2 separate regions of the Mus musculus genome follow, and region 1 is linked to region 2. A link is a contact called in ENCODE Hi-C or POLR2A ChIA-PET data. All regions are on one chromosome and are shown on one strand. Each heading gives the region's core, a stretch centred on a gene start or an enhancer-like site at or near the end of the contact. The rest is flanking DNA. Distances are from core to core; before and after follow the strand shown.

The links. A loop is a pair of places that touch in the nucleus more often than their neighbours do. ChIA-PET counts read pairs that join two places held with the same protein, here RNA polymerase II (POLR2A).
Region 1: a map of regulatory T cell shows a loop between it and region 2 (2.2-fold over the local background). The contact joins two enhancer-like sites. A Hi-C loop is called at or near these places in 1 of 37 maps with a recorded cell type or tissue (regulatory T cell). POLR2A ChIA-PET finds 5 or more read pairs at or near these places in 1 of 5 experiments (embryonic stem cell).

Annotation. Positions count from the first base shown.
Region 1 is chr12:15,564,562-15,568,159 of GRCm38, forward strand. No RefSeq gene overlaps it. Among named protein-coding and RNA genes, the nearest start is that of Gm40287, 40 kb to the right of the region's middle. Within about 2 kb of position 2,122, at least 1 of the 3 ENCODE cell types and tissues checked has a DNase peak (open chromatin) inside an H3K27ac peak, as active enhancers do.
Region 2 is chr12:16,007,805-16,011,571 of GRCm38, forward strand. All of the region lies in intron 1 of Gm36235 (a long non-coding RNA gene), which reads right to left. Among named protein-coding and RNA genes, the nearest start is that of Gm36235, 5.8 kb to the right of the region's middle. Within about 2 kb of position 1,531, at least 2 of the 3 ENCODE cell types and tissues checked have a DNase peak (open chromatin) inside an H3K27ac peak, as active enhancers do.

The sequences.
Region 1 (3,598 bases), core at 872-3,371, 440 kb before region 2:
CTAGTTAAGGAATGGCATGAAAATTTAGTATAAAGTGATAGTCCATACATAGGTTGCAGGGATTGGGGCACAACAGAGATATGTCACTTTATTGGAAATTTAAGAAAGTATCTGGGTTTCCCAAGCTATCTTTTAATAATAAGATTATTTGGCCCTGTACATGTCAACCTTTTTAAATATACATGTGCTTTACACCACAGAACTCCCCGTGTAGTTTGTCATATTTATTTAAATTTCTCCAGGCTATTCCAATTAATCTCCAGTTAGCTTTGTTCTCTTCACTTCAATCCAAGAAATCATTCTGCATTGTGAACCTGCTCAGACCAGGGTCCAGCTAATGACAGACAAGACCTACTTACAATTCAAGCATTGCTAGCTGTGAGAACAAGATTCTTTACACATCTAGAGTCTTATTTTAGCTGTAAATTCTGGGATGTTGTGCTTTTAATGTCTGTCTGGAAAGTACCTATAGTACCTTCAACCCAAATGGAAAACTATAATGTCTATTCCATATAAAACACCTAGAACTCCTATGGTATCTTATGCTATCTCTCTGTATTTTCCTTTCATCTGTTTGTTTCTTAAATTTATTTTTGATGCAGTAGGAAATGCATTTTATTCTATTTCAAAGGAAGTTGAGAGGTCTTATAAGCTAATCTTTGAACATTAATATCTTAGATATATACAAATTGTAAAATAGACAAAAATACAATTTTTTATAATATTCTCCTTCAACTTTTTACAGGTTTAATACAGATACAGTGTGCTATTTTTTAATACAAGGACATACTATACTTTGAGTGTATTCCCTAAGTAGACCAGTACTCTCCTCTGCTTCCCTGTCTCTTCTACTTCCAGGTAGTCCTTTCTCTTCTCCTAGACTATTCTATTTGCAGACAATCAATGCCAAGTGGGGACATGATGATTGCATAATTTAATTATGCATGAATTAGTGTCTTGACCTTAGCAACATTTTCAGCAACAGAGTCAGAAATTTTGAAAACTATAATTACTTAAAAAAAAATAAGCATAGCCTAGATTCTGGTTGTATAATAACGATACCAGACTATCTGATGGGTTCCAGACAGTGTATTTGTCCAGGTATTTTCTTTACTCTATGATGGCAACTTGTCAGCTTAGTGAATATCTACTTACAGGAATATGTAGCCAGATATTTAAATTTATTTGGAGTTCAGCCTAACTTATTAATCAATCAGCACAACTAAGCATTTAAAGTGTCAAGAACCATATCTGACAGACCCAGACATAGAGCGGAGGATGGTCCGTCACATGATAATGATCGAAAAAGAGACGGGCATGGTAGAGGGCAAAATTGTGGCTGGCAACAAGCATCAGATTTTAGTTTTCTGCAAATGAACCTAGTCTAGGGGAGTTGTTCAATGTACATGTAACTGTCTGTGAAAGTGGTGAGCTTCCAGGACAAGAGAAAAATAACAAAACAATATTGAGATATAACTTTTTTTCCTACCACTTACACAATTTTAGTTTTGTAGATGAGAATTGAGATGAGTGAAAAAAAAAATGCCAATCACTGCTAGTGTTCTTTCTTGCTGCACTCCAATTATATAACAAAACTCAGGCATTTTAACAAGCAGAGGGCTTTTCAAAAAAAAAAAAAAACCCTCTGAGAACAGAGGAACCCAATTCAACTGTACTCAGAGTGGGAAGGAAGCAGACAGGATGACCTCATTGTTGTGTTTCTAGGAAAGATGAGTCATGCAGTCTGCTCAGATTCAGGGTAGCTGGAGGGAAGCTGGATATCCATGATGCTTTCTTCCTTTTTAATAGGGACCAGTCTCATGTTTCTTTTCAAACAAAAGGAAAGAAAACACTTAGAAACTGGCCCAAATGAAGACAACATCGCTAGAATGTTCTGGAAAATATAAATAAATCTGTTTCAACTTGAGATTAATTGAGTTGAGTGTGGAGGGTGGGTAGGAAATAAGGGTCACATAAACTATCCAAAATCCCAGGCTCTCCTCTTTCTCCCTCCTGCCAGCAAGCATCCGCAAGTTCAATTCCAAGTTCCCTTTGATTCCCTTGCAAGAACAAAGGCCTAGTTCAGAGCAATGCAGCAGTGTAAGAAGGGGCAGGGAGCAGCCAGAGGCATCTGCAGCTGCATCAGACCCCATGAGGAGGGAGGGGACTGAAGGGGACATTCATGCTTCTCTCCAGGACAAACGTCTGTTGCTAAGTGGAGTGTGGTAGGCATCGCTGGGAAAGCTTTTTCTTCTTAATCGCTCCAAACTTTATACTGTGGTTTTATGACCCTATAACACAGCGTTTACTGAAAAGTCTACTACAGAGCAGGTGCTGTGGAGATTTATGGATGCAGAATTGCCACAGTGCCTAAGGGGCACCTGATTGCCATGTCCTGAGAGACTCTCTGCTGATCACTGTGGTTTTACCTGTTCTGGAAAGTTGTTATGCCACTTTATCAGTCTCTAAGAAGAAAAATAGAGGTCACGGTGACCTTTTATCAAGAGTGGGGAAATGTAAAATGTACATTTTCCTTGAAGCTCCATTTCATCAGATTCATCATAGCAGGAAAACAGCTTGGAATCCTACTGCAGGTTTGTTTGCTTTCACAGCAGGCTAGTGGTGACTTCCTAAAATTAGAGCTCAAATTCTAACAATATCCAAAAACAGCGTCCCTATAGCTTGGCTCTGAAGTTGTAGCAAGTATTAAATGTATTAATAAAATCTTAAGGATTTAAAATATTTTATTTCAGAGAATTTCATAGACATAAGCAATTAATTATGGCCATATCTAGGCTCTCTTTCTTCCTCTAGCTTCCATTTCTGCAAAAATAGAAACCGTTAAACTTCATCTTGTCATACATAATCACTAAATTCAATTAGTACTGCCTAGAGGAGCGTGTTGAAAGGGGGCTTTTAAATGATTTAAAAATATTTATTTGTCTTATTTTTATTTAAATCTATGTCTTTGTCTATGTAAGTATCTGACATATATGTGTAGCTAGCTGCCCACAGAGGACAGAAGAACATTTCAGGTACCCTGGAGCTGAAGGTAGAGTTGCTGTGAGCCACTTGTCTGGCTTCTGGAAAAGAAACTCTCAGGTTTTTGAAAGGATGTGTTCCTAACCACTGAGCCATTCCTCCAGACCCATTTCAGAGTTCTCTAAAAGGATTTCAACCTGGGTAAATTTTCCCTTCCTTCTCTTTCTTTTGTTGTTGTTTTACAATGTAGGGGATCCAACCAGAGCTTTTCACATGTGAAGGTTGACAAACCCAAGGACTTGTGCATGCTTCATCCTCAGCCCATCTTCCCAACCCCATTTTTTGAACTAGGAACCTCAAACACAGCAAGGACAATGACTTATCCAAGGTTCCCGAGCTATAGGCCGTCCTGGGTTTCGGCAACAATGTTATGACCTTGAAGGTTCTGCAACTTCAGAAGGACCCCACCAGGCCAAACAGTTACACATGAGGTTTGTTGAGAGAGAAGAGCAAGGTGGTAGCAGAAAGAGAAGGGGGAAAGAGAGAGAGATTGGGAGGGGGGGGTGACATAATCACAGGTAAAGGTGGGAAGTGAGCCAAGGGGATTCAGGGAATA
Region 2 (3,767 bases), core at 281-2,780:
AGGTCTTGAGGCTGATTCTTTCCGTTGGGGTGGAGATGTAGTACCTGCCCAGGCTGAGCTTCCCCTAAAGTCAGTCACAGAGCTAGAGATGGAGAATTGGGCATTAAATTCCTTTTGTCTTAATGCAATACCTAACAGGAAGGAGAGGAGGAAAGCACATCATGGCCAAACAAGAGGAGTGGCATTTCCAGAGCAGAACAAGTTTGAAAAGAGAATCCCAAGCCCTACAAAACCAAAGAAAGTTTTTGATATAAAGCAAACCATGGCTGCCATGCTATATTTGCCCCTGCATATGTGAAACCACCATTTACAGAGGACAGTTAAAATATTTCCAAGCCCTGTCATCTGTTTTCTTTTCCTTGGACTATTGATAGTTCTTTTGACAACTCTGGGACCCACTGACTTAAGACTAGTGGCCCTGGAGAATTATTATTGGTGAACCTCAAACCAGATACCTTATGTGGAAGTAGTCACCAGGGGAGGGATGGGTGGCATCTACATGCCAAGGCACAAGGTTGAATCAGCAAAGATCTCTCTCTGATCTGTATTCTTATGTTTAGACATAAAGCCCAGACAGACAGTGTGACACCTGTCTTTCACACCAGAAAACCAGGGTCTAACATCTGCTCTGGTGGCTTCATTCTGACTTGTGGCTTTGAGCTGGCTAGTTCCTTCCTCTTTTCAGCCTCTGGGTCTTACACTCTGAAGCCTTCCACCAGCCACCAAGCCTCTGATTGCTTTTGCGCCTCTCCATCTTCTAATTTCGATTTTAGATCTCCTTTGCAAGTTTGCATGGCATTTCTTTATCCACATACTTCCTGTAACATGTTTCTCGAGATTTTTCATTCGTGGGTAGTTATCTACTGATCTCGCCAGCAGGAAAGACCTTCACAGAGCTTCCTATCTTAAGTGCATTTAAGGTTTAATGTACAGGGGCTCTTCCCCAAGGAAGACTTCACAAACAAGTCACAAGTTTGTGCAGGACATTTCTAGACCTCCTGAGAAGCCATCTAGACAGACTGTCCCTCAGAGATAACTATTATCAAATGCTCTTCTTTCCTATCCTTAACTGTGCTGAGATCCTGAGATGTTACAGCCCATCCCCCACCCCAAAGAGAGTATAGTAGGAAGTGTGTACAAAAGTGTGTACTTAAGCCCCCACCTCCCACCTGCCTCTGACACTCAGTCTCTGAGCAGGCTTGAGGTGGTCACTTCTGAAGGAAGTGCTGAGGGGGGGTTGGGTGGCTAATCCCATTGTATCAGCTTTCCTGGGAAGTAATTCACACAAGCATACAGTTATATTAATTATTAACTGCTACATTTCAGCCCCAGGATACCTGCTAGGCAAATTCTCTACCAGAGAGCTATGCTCTCCTCTTCTGAATTTTGCTTTCAGAGACTGAGCTGTTTACCTCTGCCAATTAACATGTTACTACGTCATCTCCTTCTGCCTCTTTTTGGTATAGTTTTGACTGTGTAGCTGGCTTAAGCCAAGCTTGTAGTCACACCAGGCCTGCTGGGCAGCACTGATTTGCAAACCCTGGTCTCTGCTAGCTTTTGGAATGAGTAGCCCTGACCTTCTCATGCCTGTTCAGCTAGTGTGGGGCAGGAAGGGGAAGGGTGGAGGAGAGTTCCCACCCTTTCCTGCATAACAACACAGGACCTCAAACGTGCACCCGCTACCCAAACAGCCAACAAAAGAACACTGTCTTCATGTGCCTTGTGTTTCTCCTTGCCCAAGTCCTCACATGAAATCATCCTTTAAATCCTTAAATTGTGCTTTTTAAAAAGGCTCTTTCAACCAGGCAAAATTGCCTCATTATTTGCAAGAATGTATCCACAATGCAAAAATAGTATATGAAAGAAAAGCTGCATCAATTAATATCCACATCTTACTCAGCTCTAGACAATAATTGCTAAAAAGAATGATTTCTACTAATTTAACATATTATCTGGGGTATGAAGAATCTTTCCTCCATATGGAGAGAAAAGAAGCACTCAGATTGGTCTGAGCAGTCCATGAGCCTTCTACCTGGCCTTTGTATTGTTATTATCATTATTATTATTATTTTAAATAACCCTGCTTATTATACTTCAAGAGGTTCCAGACAAAAAATTAGCAAGTTGTCTGCTGATGAATCACTGACAGCAAAGGCTGCAGACAGTGGAAGCAGCTGCCACACTTAGGGAAGACCTAGCAGATTGCAGGAAGGGAGCCAGAAAGCCCCAAGAATTGCCTCTTGGAGGCCTGTTTGACTTTCTCCAGCTTGCACTATTCAGTTTCCTCACCAGGACACTGGCGAGAAGGCTCTGCCGCAGATGTCTCTGGAGCTGTAGATTGGCATTTGGACATTTCTCCGTGTCTCCTGATGAAGCCAGGACTTGGCTACGGTGGTTCTCACAGGAGTGCACACAGGCAGGAGGACCCTGGTATGCCATGGCTTTCTCCTTCCTAACTTAGCTTTGTTTCCAAAACTCAGCTTTAATGACTGAATTAATTTACTATGTGCAGGGAGAAAGTCGCAAAGCCTGCCATTACAACCCACTTGCATCCCCAGTTCATGCCCTGTGCCCTCTCCTTCCCACCCAGCTTGCTCAGATTTCACCGAAAGGAGACACTCCTCCCCAACCGGAATCGCCTAAGGCAAGCTCACTGTGTGGGAATAAAGATGAGTGTGGCTCTTTCCCTATGCAGCAAGAGAAAAAGGAAGAGAGATTCTTTATCCCCCACACTGAGGAAAGCGCGTTAGTGTTAACTGTTACAAGAGCTCCTGTTGCCACTTTATGAAGTTAGCCTAAGAATGAGGAGATAGATGGAAGCGTCAGTCTTTGGACAAGCTAGGTAAAGTCAGAAATCACATTGGGGTGAAAGCAGGTTGGTCAGCCGTCCTGCGTCAAGCTTATCGTTGTGCGTCAAGTTTATAGGGCTCCCACCTTCCTTGCATGACCAGAAGAGAAACCGAAATGCAGAGCGAATGTCATGGAGAGAAAAAAGGAGAATACAGGCTGGAGAGATGCTTGTCCTGCTGGCATGAGAGAATGAGTTTGGACGCCAGCACCAACATAGAAAGCCAGGCTCAGAGACACTTTTGTAATATCAGTTCTGGGAAAGAAGAGCAGGTGGAGCCCTGAAACCCATTGCCCGGCTAGCCCAACTGAACTGATGTGTTTCAAGTTCAGTGAAAGGGCCTGTTTCAAAAAGTAGCTTAGTTGCTTAGCATTTAGGAGCACTTGTTGCTCTCGGAGAGGACCTGGGGTTCAGTTTCTCAGCACCCACATAGTAACTAACCAACACCCATGACTCTCTTCCCAACGAATGCGATGCCCTCTTCTGTCTTCTGGGGACAACAGGCACACACACGCAGCATATACAAACATGCTGGCAAAGCACTCATACACATAAATAAAATAAAATAAAATGAAATAAAATGAACTTTTTTAAAAAGTAAGCTAGAGAGCAATTGAGGATATTTAATGTCACCCTCCGGCCTCCACATACACATGGGCAAAGCCACAAAGATAGAAAGATATACTAGGGGCAGGGTTTCTGTGTTAAGGCAGCTCACTTGAGTATGCTGACACCTCTGTGGATGCAAATGGAGGCCTGGGAACTCGCTCTTCACCCCTGCAAAGCTCTAGCTTTCTTTCCTTGGTGCTCTGGAAGATGTCCCCAAAGCCTTCTGGAGAGTTCTGTTTTAGCATCCCTAATCCTGGAGGCAAGAGGGCCGTTGGGAACATGTCCAAGGGCTGAGGCTTCCTCAGCCCAC